Linked DNA regions of Mus musculus: region 2 is linked to region 1. A link is a loop called in an ENCODE intact Hi-C map of the cell type or tissue named here. Cell type or tissue: left cerebral cortex. All regions are shown on one strand.

Region 1 (8,000 bases):
TATTTACTTATTCACATTATATCCTGCTCATTGTACCCTTCTCAGTCACCTCCTTCCACAATCTTTCCCACCTACCCCTATCCTCTTCTCCAAGCAGATGGGTGTCCCTAGGTTTTCCCCCTACCCTGGCACCTCAGGCCTCTAAGAGGCTACACACTTCATTTCCCACTGAGGCCAGACAAGGTTCCCAAGTAGAAGAACATATCCCAACATACAGGCAGCAGCTTTTGGGATAGCCCCTGCTCCAGTTGTACAGTACCCACATGAATGTCAATCTGCACATCTGTTATATATGTGTTAGAAGGCCTAGTTCCAGCCTGGGTATGTTGTTTGGTTGGTAGTTCAGTCACTGAGAGATCAGAGGACTAAGTTAGTTGATTCTGTTGTTCTTCCTATGGACTTCTTCCATTTAATGGCTGTGATCCTTATCCTGTCTACAAAAAATGTGTGGATTGGGGCAAAGGGTACACATGGAGGAACATATGCATATGTAGCAGAGGATGGCCTTGTGGGACATAAATGAGAGGAGAGGCCCTTGGTCTTGTGAAGATGCCCCATAATCGGTGAATGCCAGGACAGGGAAGCAGGAGTTGGTAGATTAGTGAGCAAGGGGAGAGAGTATGGGATAAGGGGATTTTTCAGAGGGGAAATGAAGAAAGGAGATAAAATTCACAATGTAAATAAAGAAAACATCTAATAAAGAATTTAAAAAATAAATAAACAGGAAAAAGAAAGAAATGCACTGATTGGTGATGGAGCAGAGACTGAATGCCATAAGCAACCACCAATCCCTGACACTATTCATGATAGTCTGTTATGCTTGCAGACAGGAGCTTAGCATGGCTGTCCTCTTAGAGGCCCTACCAACCAACTGACTCAGACAGAGACTGTCATCTATAGCCAAACTGTGAATGGAGCTTGGGGAGTCGTATGGGATAATAGCAGTCTAAATATTTTTGTAAGGTTAAGCTTCCACTCCCGATCTCTTCTTGATTCCAACCGACTGCAGCTCTTCTTGATTCCATTTGATTGCACTACACAGTACAAAGCCTAGAATTCAGGACTAGACATCTAAAAGGTTCGTTTTCCTAGCCATTCTTTGCTGATTACCACTCACATATATTTTTAGTAACTAGAACAAATACTTTTTAGTTTAAAAATTATGAATTTTCAGATGATGAAATAATAACATAAAGAAATAGGGGATATTGACCTCAGCAATTTCTTACACAAAAGAGGAAGTTTAAAGCTGTTAAATACTTAAGGTTTTCCAGGAAAACTTTTGAGTATGTTATACGCACTTACTGGGAACTGTGGTAATCATTATTTTAAACAGGGAAATGATGAAATACAGAATGGTTATGTGTTCTCTATGACAGAACACTTAAAAGATGAATTGGAAGCAACAGTAGACAGCATAAAGAACCCAGAGACACGTAGTTATTAGTTTTACTTGTTCATAGAAGAGCTCATAAAACCACTGTAAGTGGATGCACAAATTCACTCAAAAGGCATCTAAGACCACAATAAAGACAAAGACTATGCCTGGACATGAGAAGAATGGTGTCTGCATCTGGAAGAATTCATGATGTTATGTAGTTGACATTTCATGAAGGAACATGTTATTTGTACACAGAAGGACCCAGCCCACAGATACATGGGTGAACACTGGTCATTTTTATACACTCTTATAATACTATGTCCATTTTAAGAAGAATATACTTATCATCATTTCCTACTTCTCCTGCTTTTCCTCCCTTCCATCTCACACTCCACTCAAGCATAAAAATTCTGTCTTTAGCACATTAAAGGCAATGTTGCTTCTGACCCACCTCTTCCACTATTTGCTTCTAAGGATGTTCAGCTCTGTACTGGTTTTACAGACTTTGTTTCCTTGTGACTTGTGAAATCAAAGCTACAAAGCATAAGTGCTTTCATTTCAGTAGGCTTCCAGCTAAATCCTGCACAGTAAAACAAATTAAGCAGATGGCAGACTTAAATGTTAAAGATTGGGGGAAATGTATAAAGAGATCTTAGGATAAATTAGAATATAGGATGGAACATGCTGAAGTGAAATGAATTCGAGGTTGAAGTCAGAGAGAATTTTAAACCTTTTTAGCTTCCCTGAAGATGCATGAATGATTCAGGGCAGTGACTGAAAGTGCTTTCCCATGACAACTACGCCTTTGTAATGCTTAATTCCCAAATTAGTCGAAAGCCTTATTGCTTGGCTCTTAGAGGAATGCATGTGACCATCTTTCTCTTCACAGTGAAGTGTGCATAGTCCCATTCATATGAGAAAAGTTTGAAAGACAAGAGATGTATGAGGTTTTTAAATTAGTGATTCCTGTGGAGAGTCCAGATTTAAAAAGAAAGCAATTCCCAACTCCTGAGTGTCATGGCTTCCCACATTCTGCTGCTAAGGAACCTGCATGCACTGTACAATTTTGAGCTCTGTTAAAATGCAAATTTTCCAGGGAGCATTCAGTCTCATGAGTCATTTTCAACTATGAGTAAACGGATCTAGCAGAACATTTCCTTAGGAAGGGAGAAGGCAGGCAGAAGCATAAGACTGTTAGAGGCTTGGATTTTAAAAAAGAAAAAGGCTCAAAACTCTAATTCCTAAAAAGGGAGATACTAGAGCCAAAAGGTACTTCATAAAATACTTCCCCTGGTCTAGAATTTGTCCTAATATATGCAAGGGTTTCCTTCTAAAAGCTATTGCCAGTTTAATCGCACTTCAATAGAAAAGTGGCAAAAGTGCCTGTTACATACCAGTTATTTTAGGTCCTCTAACCACCAGTTTTTTCAAGAACCCCTACCTCCTATTGGTGGACAATGAGAGTCAGAAATGAGATTTTACAATTAATAAAATATATAAATATTCTGCAAATGTGGATCTTCTCCATGTCAGTCATGATGCCTCTCTGGCTTCAAGGCCTCCTATACATGCTAACATTATAAAGCCATTAAAAAATCCCAGGCATTCTAAATGCTGAAGTGGGAGGAGCCAAAGCTCAAGACCTGCCTAGCGTAGAGCAAGTTCATGAGTGCCACAACTATATCAAGTCCTGATGCCAGCAGAAGACAGCATTGTAGGAGCAATAGTATGGTATCTACTCTCTTTTGCATGGCCCCACATTCAGAAACTACAAGTGTTAGGAAGTGGTACTGTCATCGTTAAAGGTCAGAAATGGGGAGATAGATATGATCATAATATACTGAACACATAAATGAAATTATCAAATACATAAAAATTGAGAGAAAAATATCTGTTAGAAGTGTTTCTGCTTTTATATGTTGGAATCCTAGCATACTGCATCCAGTCTTTCTTACCTGTTGTTAAAATTTCTTGATGTACTGTGAGCTAAAGCAAATAACAATACATACCTAAATTGGTATCTTTTGTGTCTCAGACTTTGGGTGGGGGAAGAAACATTATCTCTGAAGTATAATGTACAAAGAAAGATTGTGTGGGCATGCCCAGGAAAATGAAAAGCTACATTTTAAGTGTTTGTATTATAGGGAAAAGGCTCTACTAATTTAGATTAACTGCCAAAGTACCTCTAAAAGATTGAAATAAAAGCAAGGAACTTTTAAGAGCTGGGAGGGAAGAGCCGTATGAATAGTCACACAGAAGAGACACCATTTCCCTGGGGAAGCTGTAGAAAAAAACATTTTAAAGATACTTATAACAAAAATGTAATCCTTTAGTTTGTATGAGAATGGTTGAATGGCTAAATTGAAAAGCACAAAGTTAGCACTTTACATTTAATGGCACAAATTATCATAGACATTTCTTATAGCACTTGACATCACAGGCTTATCAAATAGTGTTTGGTTTTTGTTTTTTGTTGGTGTGTCTGTTTGTTTTCTACAGACAGTGTATGCTCAGCAGTTGCACTATATTTATTTTTGCAATACAGTTCTAGATTCAATGATTTTATTTAATGAAATAAGGAGCTTTTATGAAATTGGTTTCTTTCTCAGAAGTCATAACTTTCCATCACATATATAATTTTAAAGAAGACTGAGAGAACCCCTTCTGTGGACTGAGTGGTGTCTCTCAGTTTTCTCTAATTTTCAAAATCTATGCACAGAGCTTTTGGAGGCTGCACACAGGAGCTAGTTAACGTACCCGAGCAAAGATGCAGTCACTGAAAACTGATCATATTTTACATAATCTGAGAAGCATTTCTGAACAGACAACAGGTGAGTTTGGTAAGCCAACAAGAAATAATAGTGTTCTTTTGTTGTGTTGTTCTTTTTTATTGAAAAGAAAAAAAGACTGTTTGTTCACAATATATTCCCTTTTTAAACTCCTGAAAGGGGCTGGAGAGTTGGCTCAGCAGTTAAGAGCACTTACTGCTCTTCCAGAGTTCCTAAGTTCAATTCCCAGCAACCACATTCCCTGCTCACAACCATCTCTAATGAGATCTGATGCACTATTCTGGTGTGTGTCTGAAGACAGCTACAGTGTGCTCGTGTAAATAAAAATAAATAAACAATATTTAAGCAAACCAACTCCTAATAGATTCAAATCAAACAACAACTAGCAAACATTTTGGAAAGAAGAGCTTAATTTGTATACTTAGGTGGAATGTTACTCCAATTGTGAAAATATAGCCTGTGTTCAAAGGTAGGTGAAAAGATAACTTCTACTATCAAATAAATGATATATATCATAAATAATACAATGAGATATTTAAAACAAATGCCTGAGACTCTTTCATCTCCTGCAAGATAATCTCCCCATGTTAGAGAGGCTTGCTTCTGACATTTCTGCTTGACTTGCTATATTTCTCATTAATATTTTTATCCCAGTTTGAGTTTTCTTTATTGATTATATTTTCACTTTCAGGTCTTGGTTTGTTTATTCTCTTCTACTGTTTGCTTGTGGTTTTAGAGATTTCTGTAAGGGATTCGTTCATTTCCTCCTTAAGGGCATCTATCATATTTTATGGTCCTTGTTTTGTGCTTCAGCTTTGTGAGCTACCAAGATGTTTGCAAGGTCAGAAGGGATAGGAGGTGGGATGCAGTGTCCTGCTAAAGAGTTGGGATAAGACTGTGGGATTAAATTTGGAGACATGGAGGGTAAGGTGGGGATCTGAAGTGAGTTTGCAGGCTTCCCTGGATATACTGGCTTGCTAGTTCCCAGGGACTCAATGCTGAACTAAGGGGCTAAGATAAAACATGAGAAGGGAAAGGAAAGTTGGAGGGGTAGATCTATGTGATACACAGGAGATGGGGTTGGAAAAGGAGGAAGGGCAGAGACAGAACAGAGCTGGGGATACTACAGGGTGATTGAACTTTGATGAATAGAAGAGAAGAGAAGGTGAAGATTTCTGGTTAGCCTACTGCTTCCTTGGCTGGAGTGCATTTAAGTTATCACACTTTTAATCTTTCTAAACTGCTCTCAGATCCTTTCCATATTTTTACTTAACGAACTGTGCCCCCAAACAAATGCAAAACACAAACAAAAGAAAAGACAGCTGCGATACACACATGCATGCACAAAAACACAGCATCAGAATCCTAGATATACAAACAAAAGAAGAAGCCAAATAAGTGCCCAAACAAAAGCAATGTGCAATTCCTGTCTACAAAAATACCATAGAATTTGTTTTCTACTGCCATCTTGAATTATAATTGTGGTAAGAAACACAAGTAGACTTAGAGAGAGTACAATGAAATGTCTCATTAATAAAAATATGATAGAAGATTAATTCTGCTATCAGTACTGAATAACACAATACACTATATGCTATAGTTATAGTCAAAGCATATTTTAACTTCCTGTGATGTTGGTGTTTTCATAATTTAAACATAGAAGAAACAAATGAGGACAGTTTTACTTTAAAATAATTCATCAAGAAGGAGCTAGTTTTGAGGTAGAATTAAAATAAAAATATTTCAAGCCAGGCAGTGGTGGTGCAAGCCATTAATCCCATTACTGAGGAGGCAGAGGAAGATGAATGCCTGTGAGTTTGAGGCCAACCTAGTCTACAAAGTGAGTTTCAGGCCATGAATATTACACAGAGAAACCCTGTCTCAAAAAACAAAACAAAAGAAAAAACAACAACAACAAAAAAACCCAAAACCAAAACAACAACAACAACAACAACAAAAAGATTTAAGAATAGATTGTCCATTTAAAATGAATAATAAACCTTGGTGATTTAGTAAGTGGAGAATCAGTTATACATTGCAAAATAAGTAAGTGATAATTCCAATCAAAATTACATTTTTTTTATTTTTCAAAAATAATTTCAAGGCTACAAGTTAAAAAGAATTGTTTTGTTTTGGCTTGGTTTATATTTCTGTGTATATGTGTGTGTGATTCTTTGTTTTGTTGTGTTGTTGTTGTTGTTGTTGTTGTTGTCGTTGTTGTTGTTTTTATAATTTTTTGAGAAAGGGATTTTCTGTTAGCCCTAGCTGTCCTGGAATTCACATTGTAGTCTAGACAATCCTGCATCTCAGAAATATGTGTGCCTCTGTCCCCCTAGTGCTGAGATTAAAGATGTATTCCACTTCCACTTAAGTGATTTTGTTTGTTTGTTTGTTTGTTTGTTTGTTGGCTTGGTTTTGCTTGTTTTGTGCTTTTATGAGGTCTTTGCTATATAGTAGTGCTTTAGGAATCCAGGGGAATCTGTTAATACCTTTCTGTAATTAGGAAATAGACTGACATTATGCTTGGTCATTGCAAGATGGGAAACCTCTCTTTCTTTTATACCCACTTAATTTATTTGTTTATCTGTCCAAGCCTTAAGTTAGTGTTTGGCAACATGATTACAATGTTAAGTGTTCTAGTTTCCTTTTTTGTTGTTGTTCTGAAAAACACTCTGACAAAAATAAACTGAGGGGGAGAAACGATTTAATTGGCTTACCCTTTCATAGTCCACCATTAAAGAAAGTCAGAGCAAGAAATTTTAGGCAGAAACTTGAAATAGAAACCATGCATTCTGCTGGCTCACACTTTGTAGCAATTCACTCAAATTCATGCTCAACTATCTTCCTTCTACACCCCTAAACTACTTGCCCAGAGAATGGTCCTGCATATGGTCATCTGGGCTTTCCTACATCAATTTGCAATCAAAAGTGTAATCCACAACCATGCCCACATCAGTTCTGAAAAGGACAATTGTTTAATTGAGAATTTTACCAGTAATTTTATGATATGTCAACTTGACATTCAATGCTAAGACACTAGATAATTAGACAATAAGCTTATTAAGTATTTAGCCAAGACACACAAGTGACTATTTTGCCATAAAACAGTATAAAATGGCCAGCTATTGAAAGCACAGAAGCTATGCAAATAGTCTATAACAAGGGTTTACTTTTAACCCAGTAAATGGCATGTAGATGGATGCTTGGAAGGAATACTTAATTATGGCTAATGAATTTGAAGGAAAGCTATTGGAGAGGATATGTTAAAACATGTGCCTATACTTTCACCTGCTATTTGTTCAAGTTCCTGGTGATTTTACTTCTCTTCATCAGATAAAGACGGTAATTACAGACCAAGAAATAATCCCATCCAAGACCAACTTGTTGGATCAGAAAGTGCATTGAGGTTGCAAGTTGTAGGAAGTAGAAGGTTACATAATTGACATTGGCAATACTGCAAAATGCACCTTACAGTGACAGCTAAGATAAACTCCCTGTGTAACCTGCAAGCAGTTATACCACTAAGGAAGAGAACCTTCTCCTTAACCATAATTATTTGTTGCTCATACAACCTCTGAGATAGGGATAGGCTTCCCTGGGTCTTGTTTTGTCATCCAGAGAACTTCACCCTTTCATTCATGGAGGAGATTTTCAATGGAGAAATAAATGATATATAACAAGTGTAAATTATGAGACATATTTAAAGTGTCTTAATTCAGACAAAGAGAGATGGATATGGGGCCTAGGTGAAAGAAGGCATTATGAAGTTTAAAAGAAACAACTTCAAAATGGATGCATGTAAGGCATCTGTGAGAGAAGTGACACATGGG
Region 2 (8,000 bases), 450 kb after region 1:
GAGTTTGTATCTCTGAAGATACTAGATAAGAGAAGGAAACAGAGGAGGAAGAGAAGGTAGAGGAATAGGATTTGTTTCCAAATCTTGTGCATGCATCATCAAAGACACTAATTACTTAAAAAAGAAAGTGTGGAATGAACAAAGAACAAACTATATATAATGTATGCTTTTAAAAATCTTACTAATAATGGTAAGTTACAAAATATAGAATGTGGAAATATAGTATTACCTAAAAGAGTATGTGAGAAAGGCCAAGCAAAAGCTTTTTGTAACATTGTGACTCCAAGGTTAAGAGCACTAGCTGATCCCATGAGGGGTCCAGGTTTGGTTCCCACCATTCACTTGGCAACGTATGAACATGTGTAACGCCAGTTCTAGGGGATTTGATGTCTCTTCTGAGCTCTGAGGACTCCTGTATGCCTGTGGTGCACAGACATACATGCAATACACAAATAAATAAATAAAAGAAAATAAATAAATAAAAGTAAATAAATAAAAGTACCTTAAAACATCTTCTGAAATAGGCTACACACATTCTAGAATCCTCTTATTATTATTCGATGATAACTTTGCAGAAGACACAGGATTATAAGTGATAATATAGGAGAATGGGCTTATTTTCCAATGTAGAAAGTTTAAAGTTAGGGGAAAAGGTGAAGTAAAAACACTAGTCATGGAAACATTTTCTTGGAGTGACCTTAATAGAACAGGTAAATTATAGGAGACATATTGTGAAGATATTCAACTTTCAATAACCCTGACCAAGTTGAATTATGGTGATGCTATAAAACAGTAGTTTAGATTTGAACGTGTTAGTACTGAATTCTTGATATTCCTTTTGAAAGTCAACAAGGATATGGAAAAAAATCTAGTTTTACAATTAATTTGATAGTTTTGGTGTGAAATACTCTACGTGTCACAGATAAATGCATTAATGTAACATTACAAACATGATCAAATGAAGTGTTTACTATGTGTGTGTGTGTGTATTCACTTGTGTATGCAGATTAGGAAACAGTGTATACACATATATAGACACATATATGCATGTATAACAGGCATATGTGGGAAATGTGGGATACATACAAGGATATACATAGACCCACATGAACTAGATAGTAAAAGTTGGTAATTGTAATCTGAAGACACAGAGCTCACGGTGTACACTGGTTTGCCTTTTGTTATTGAGTCAATGACAGCAAAGCTTTCCCACGGAACTCCATGCAGGCAGAAAACAATGTGATGCCTTCTTGGGTTGGCTTTGGACTGTGTCGTCAGGGCTTAGAGACCAGTTTCTCCTTATATAGTCCCTCTTGTTATTCTTGATTGTGACACCCCTCCGCCCCCAGGAAGTCAGATGAGCCCCGGGTTACTGTAGCCAAGTGTCTTGCTTGGCATATTTATCATCTACAAATCATCTGCTATAAATATACCTCAGCAGGATCATCATCAGGCCAGCTCAGTAGCCTGCAGTTTATGAAGGTTATGGGAAACAGTGTGAAGGGTGAAGCGCTTTATTAAGAGTGGCTTTCCTTTCTGACCCAGCCCTGCATCCTACTTGAATTAAAATGATTCTGAAAAAGAGTGTTCCTTTCCATTAAGGATTAAGCCTTTTAAAATTGTCCCCCTAGGCTGTTTTTCTTACTCCACGCTGCTGTGACTTTAGAGATTTCTAAGAAACATCAAGATCACACTGCTAAATGATAATGTGAGAAGACACTACTGTGTGAGAATTATAACTATCCTTACATTATTTTATCTGTATGTACAAGCCACACAAAGTATTTTCTTATTCTCCATTTTATGGCACATTTACTGCGACTCCCCCCCCCCCCCGGGTGAAATAACAGATTTACCCAAATGTCTTGCAAATATTATGACCACTTTCACCCCAAAAGTTGAAATAAATGAAATATTTTCCTCTTTTATACTGCAGAATAGTCTTTTTTAAATAAGAAAATATGCTCACTATATACACAGCGTTTGGGATTTTGCATTTGACATATGAGAGCATTTTCTTTTCACATTCCCCTAAATGAATAAAAGCATTGTAATGAACCAGAAATGACACAAAACCAAAATGCCACCCAGGCTGCTTTCCCTGGTGATTTGTTCCTGGGAACATTGTTGAAGCCTGCTGGAAAGTGATTAACTGTTTCCCTTACCGGTTGTTACTTCAATGCTTGTCCTAAAAGAGAAAAGCCTTGAAGAGGGTCATTCTATTAATATGCAGTAAGATGCAAGGAGCCAAAGAGCCAATTTTAATATTTCAAACAATTCTGGTACATAAAAGATCATCAGTACCTTCCTGTTTTCATGATAGCCTTCCTTTGAAAATCCTGTTCTTGGCTATGCAATTGCCCCAGGGGAGAGGAACAAGAAGAGGAACAAAAAATGCAAATGAGGGAGTAGAGCAAATGATGGAAAATTGCTTCATTCAACTTCACCTGCTGCTCAGGCAACTCACCCTTAGGAGGACTCTGCCCAAATGCATTACCCATTATGTCTCCTCCCACCACATAAGCACACTATTCAAACACTTGTTTTGCAAACCACCAACCGCGTACACAAGTAGAGACCAAACTAGCTGGCGAGTGACCTGCATGTGCATGTGAAGTCTATCTGATGCATCTTCAGACGTCTGTACAAGAGGCAAAATAAACAATAAGTAAATAAAACGGTGGAGTCGTGTAGAAATTTATCTTCCTTATCCCCCTTCTCAACGGACAACAAAGGTAGCTTTTCTTCATTTCTTCCCATCACTTACCCGAACTTCCTACGAGGGGAAACTTGACAAGGAATAAATGCATTAAGAAGCCAGAACGAATCAAAAGTTTAGAACCCGCACTATTGTCCCAACGCCATGCTGAGAGCAGCTCAGGACGCCTGACCTCGGTAGCCTGCTCAGTGGTCCTGGCAAAGCCTCTTTCGTGACAGAACAAATAAGCTGTTAATTGCAGTCTGGCTGTGATTTTAAAAACAAAAAACAAAACAAAACAAAACAAAAAAACTGAACAACTATAGTTCCAGCCTCCAGCCTGAGGCAAAGAGCAGTGGGAGCTGAGTTGTGGCCCCTCAGCTGCAGACTGGATCAAGGCTAAATCCCGGTGCTGAAATGACAGCTCTCCCGCTGCGGCAGGTCCGCTCTGAATGGCAGCAGACAGATGATCGAGTCCAGCGTTTACTTCCTACCCCTCCATGTCGCCTTCCCGTCTCCGCGCCCCCCTGCCTCTCCTCCTGGGGACTTTCTCCTACACTTGGTGGCGACCAGCCTCAGCGGTGGGAACTGAGGATGCGAAAACCTCCCAGGCGCAGAAAAGATCGGTTTTCCAGACGTGTTTGGGTTTGAGTAGCAGGGCGCGGGCTCGGCTAGAGCCCCGAGGAGCCCGCGCCCGCCCGCCCGCCCGCCCGCCTCGCTCCCGCGCCCGTCCTCCCTCCCGCCCGCTCGCCCGCTCGCCCGCTCGCCCGCCCGCCAGCTCGCCCGCCGCGGGGGAGGCCGGACTCTGGTCCGGGCGCAGCGCTCCGCCGGGGACGCGCGCACCCACGAGCACGCGCGCGGGAGGGTTGCCCAGCGGCGGGTGCGCGCCGAGGAACGCGCGGGCCCCCTTCGCGCGCAGCCCGGGGAGAGCGAGCGCCGCGCGCCGGCGCGCACGCCCGCCACACAGCTTTACTATCTCGTGCCCTCGCGCGCCTCCCTCCTCGCCCGGCATTCAAACAGCTTCCCGACGTCGCCAGCCCAGGATTTTACCCCCAGCTCCTCAGCCGCGCTCCGTCCATCAGTACCTGGCAGGGAGGAGGGCCGGGGAGGAGGGCGCACCAAGCAAGCAAACGGCTCCTGCTCCAGCCTCGCCACCGGCCGGGAGCACTCCTGCCACCAGCCCACCGCCCAACACGCCGCCCCAGCCAGCGCCGCCGGCCACTTCTCAGCGCTTTTTTGGCTTCTTGGCCAATCCGTTTGTTGCGGGGGGGTGGGTTTGGGAAAACACATCTGCGCTCTTTATCCACTTCCATTTTTCTGTTTGGTGTTTCTGTGGAGTCTCCCTTCAGGGGGCCTCTCCCCGCCTCTCCTTTGAAGGCTTCATTCACTTGGATAAGGCGCAAGGCTCTGGCCGCTGGATACCACCGCCCCCCCCCCTATTATTTTTTTTTCCTTTTTTTCCCTCTGCCTTTCGTTTGCATGCATTATTTTTTTTCCAATCATAAATCTTAATATTTGAAGCTGAACCGGGGGGAAAAATGGGCAACGGTGATTGGGACCGAAGGGGAGTCTCTCCATCACTGTTGTTGGGACGTGTGCCTGTTCTGGTGTCTTAGATCAAGAGCCTCCCGGAGCTTTCGGAGTGGAAGGTAAGGAAAGGGGCCTAAGGGTCACCTCTGTCTTCTGGGGGGTCGCCCGGAGAGACTTGGGCTCAGTTTGGGGGGATGGAAGTCAAGGCTGTTGCTGGCGGATGGCAAGATTCTGAGCTTACTAAAACGCCGCAGTTGAAAAGTTAAGAGAAGTCTGTTTTTGAAGAGGTGTGCTGGATGGGAAGGAATAGGGAGAGAGACCCAGAAAATCTAGCAACTCGTGCGTGATTGAGGTAATTTTAGCGGGGGCGGAGGGGGGTAGGTTAAAAGGAAGTTAGGATAGAGTAGGATTGGGTCTTCTGTTGGGGGAAAAAATCAGTGGAGTGATGGCGCCGTCTATGTTCGGCTAAACTAAAGTGTCACCCAGAAGATCAGTTTGAGAATAGCTAAACTCAGTGCTGGTTTGCCTCTCAGAAAGAGCCAAATAAATAAATAAATAAATACAACATTCTGGAGCCCTCAGTGACCATCCCTTAGGCAACCTCTGGCCCTTATTTTTCCTTAGACAGATATACGGTTGTTTGAACAGGGCCTGCAGTGGGGGTGGGGGCAGTTCAATGATTCATATTTCTTATTATATAGAAACAAACAAGACTTCGTACCCCAAGAATGGTTAAAAATAAAGAGCGTTACATGAAGGGTGGAAGAGAGATGTGAAATCAGCTCTTCCCTTCTCTTCTAATCACTGATAAGCACACTATTGCAGACATCCACTGCCAAATAAATGGAAGCAGAAATACCGATTTTTTTTTTAATAAGGAAAAGAAATACGACCTCCTTTTGAGTTCCTGATTATAAAATGAAGCCCCCTTTCATGGTTGGAATTCCTAATTTAGACACTTACTGTCACATCGGCTTTCAACGCCTACACTCTATCCTGAAGAACACTGCGCAGACCTGCATTGCCTGCAAAGTGCTACAGCGTGCACACACACACACACACACACACACACACACACGAGACTGTTCCCATTTTTTTTAAACACACGTAACCTCTAAAATATCATTACCTTTATTTATTTATTTATTTACTTATTTTCAACTGGAAAAGGCATTACTCAGTGAGCTGTGTGTTTGGAAGAGAAAACGCTATTCTGATAGTCCTATCAGCTCTGGGTTTATTTTAAACTGCTGTTGTGTAGAGATTTACAGTTGGGGCTGTTTTGGCCTCTGTCAAGACATAGTGTTTGAATCATACTCTGTGAAATGCAGATCTGTTCAGGGACTTTGGTCACTGGATTGGGAGTGCATGTGTTGCTGTGTTATGCAATGGCAAAGAAGAAGGTTGTATGCTTTAGTTCAAAGACCAGACAGAGAAGGCATGAAAACTCTTAACAGTCTCTATGTCTGTCTGTCTGTCTGTCTCTGTGTATAGAATGGTGGAGGAGACTTCAGTTTAAAGCCTTTTAAAATGAACTTGATATCACTTTTATCAGCTTAAGGGCTGAACAGCAACAACAAAAACAAAAAGCATTGTCATTCATTCTGAGGAATAACTTTCTAAAGGTTAAAGATGAAAAAAATTAAGTTATATTGGGATTAATAAGTTATAGAGGTAAATATAATCAAGGATGCTTTGGTTGTGCAAAGCTGGGGCAAAAATCAATGTAAGAAGAACAACCTGGAACACTTGTTAGAAAGGCAGGAATTCGGCCACTGAAGTCGGCCAGGGAGCAAACACAATGCTAGGATTTTTCATGCACTATGTGTAAATCCCAATTTATAAGCTATGACTCTTACTAAAACCACCATAATTTGGAGAAACATAGCCTAGGCAAGCTCAGTGGCTGCAGTTCTGGGGTCCCCCACCCCCAACACTGCCTTTGGATACAGATACTAATACAGCGATCCACTTTATGCATCCCAGGAGGGCACGGCCTATGAAATGACTGCCTGGAATCTCACACTTAGTGGTGATGCCGAGCATCAGGTCTTTCCGGTCCATCTACCCATCTATGCCCTCTCCCAGATGATTCCTTCAAAATCTGACGCGTCCCCACGAATTCCCAAGTGGTTTTTTTTTTTTGCACAGGAATGTCTCACCAGTTCACACAGTGGCCCCTGCAAAGGCAAGTAGGGGCATTGGGGAGATGATATTCCATCTGGAAGGAATGATCGTCTTTGCTTTTAAAGCTGTGGCTGTAATTTACCACGATTACTTCTCACAGTCCACAGGAAAGGAATAATGCGATGACAGCTGCTTCCAGATTATCAGGTTAGATTTCGTGTGTTGCTGTTTACTGCAGGCAGAAGACTGAGGGAGAGGGAAGGTTCTGGAGTTTAAGTCAGTACCTCAGCAATTAACATGCAGGTTATTGCTACTCCAAAACAAAACAGAACAAAACACCATGCTTTCCCACTTCACTTGATAGAATGATAATGGATGTGCAGGAAATCCTGGTGGATGAATTAGGACATAACTATTAATAATCTATTAAATGTTATTTTTAAATTGAACGGTGAGAACTTGTCCATCACTACCAACCACGTGAGGGCGCTCTTCACACAGCAACTGATAATTTCCTGGCGTTATAAAATAAAAATCACCTGCCCTTCTTTTTTAAAAAGGGCTTTTTTTTTAAAAACGGAATTCTTGAAAACAGCTGGCAGAAATATTGAAAGGGTTTTGTTTTTTCAATGCCTGTGGTCGTCTGCTTGCGTCTCACTTCCTTTGCCATTCTTACAGGCCAAATGACATAGGATGAAGGCTGTTCGTAACCTGCTGATTTATATATTTTCCACCTATCTCCTGGTTATGTTTGGATTTAATGCTGCCCAAGACTTCTGGTGTTCCACTTTGGTGAAGGGAGTCATTTATGGATCCTATTCTGTAAGTGAAATGTTTCCCAAAAACTTTACAAACTGCACCTGGACACTGGAAAATCCAGATCCAACCAAATATAGCATTTACCTGAAATTTTCCAAAAAGGACCTTAGCTGCTCTAACTTTTCCCTTCTGGCTTATCAGTTTGATCATTTTTCCCATGAAAAAATAAAGGATCTTTTGAGAAAGAACCATTCCATAATGCAACTTTGCAGTTCCAAGAATGCTTTTGTTTTTCTACAGTACGATAAAAATTTCATTCAGATACGCCGGGTATTTCCAACTGATTTCCCAGGATTACAGAAAAAAGTCGAAGAGGATCAGAAATCTTTTTTTGAGTTTTTGGTACTGAACAAGGTGAGCCCGAGCCAGTTTGGTTGCCATGTCTTATGCACTTGGTTGGAAAGCTGCTTAAAATCCGAAAATGGGAGAACCGAGTCTTGTGGAATTATGTACACAAAATGCACGTGCCCCCAGCACTTGGGAGAGTGGGGAATAGATGACCAGTCCCTGGTTCTGTTAAATAACGTCGTGTTACCCCTGAATGAGCAGACGGAGGGTTGCCTGACTCAGGAGCTGCAAACTACTCAAGTCTGCAATCTGACCAGGGAGGCCAAGAGACCACCCAAAGAAGGTAAGTGCTCAGAGGCAGGGGGAGTGGGGGCTGGGGCTGGGGAGGGTTTGCATGGAAGTAACCCTTTCTGGTTCACTACTTCAGCCTACTCTTTGCTCCTTTATCCTGTCAACTTTGAAGTGACTTGAATATGTGGTCTTCTCTGTTGCATGGCTCTAAAGTGAGCTTCAGCCTTCATGACTTTAGAGGCAAGCA

The links. Peaks named below come from ENCODE experiments on the same cell type or tissue, not always from the same donor. Only the 100,000 strongest peaks of a DNase experiment are listed, where the experiment ranks them.
Region 2: a loop joins it to region 1, with 9 times the contacts of the local background. A loop is called at or near these places in 2 of 42 quality-filtered maps.

Annotation. Positions count from the first base shown.
Region 1 is chr1:26,277,412-26,285,411 of GRCm38, reverse strand. No RefSeq gene overlaps it. Among named protein-coding and RNA genes, the nearest start is that of Gm31136, 340 kb to the left of the region's middle. In left cerebral cortex, no CTCF peak of the experiment used is centred here; DNase peaks (open chromatin) are centred at 2,183, 2,408 and 3,000; H3K27ac peaks cover 2,055 bases.
Region 2 is chr1:25,825,809-25,833,808 of GRCm38, reverse strand. Adgrb3 (adhesion G protein-coupled receptor B3) reads left to right here and starts at 4,102. Exons shown (of 31, transcript NM_175642.4): 1 at 4,102-4,347; 2 at 7,034-7,805. The coding sequence starts at 7,049. Gm9884 (predicted gene 9884) reads right to left here and starts at 3,379. Exons shown (of 2, transcript NR_169046.1): 1 at 2,768-3,379; 2 at 2,239-2,641. It overlaps Gm53060 (a long non-coding RNA gene), which reads right to left and starts at 319. Exons shown (of 2, transcript XR_001779915.2): 1 at 230-319. In left cerebral cortex, CTCF peaks have their summits at 4,706 and 6,835 (motif pointing right); DNase peaks (open chromatin) are centred at 5,548, 6,234, 6,745, 7,680 and 8 more places; H3K4me3 peaks cover 6,835 bases; H3K27ac peaks cover 5,279 bases.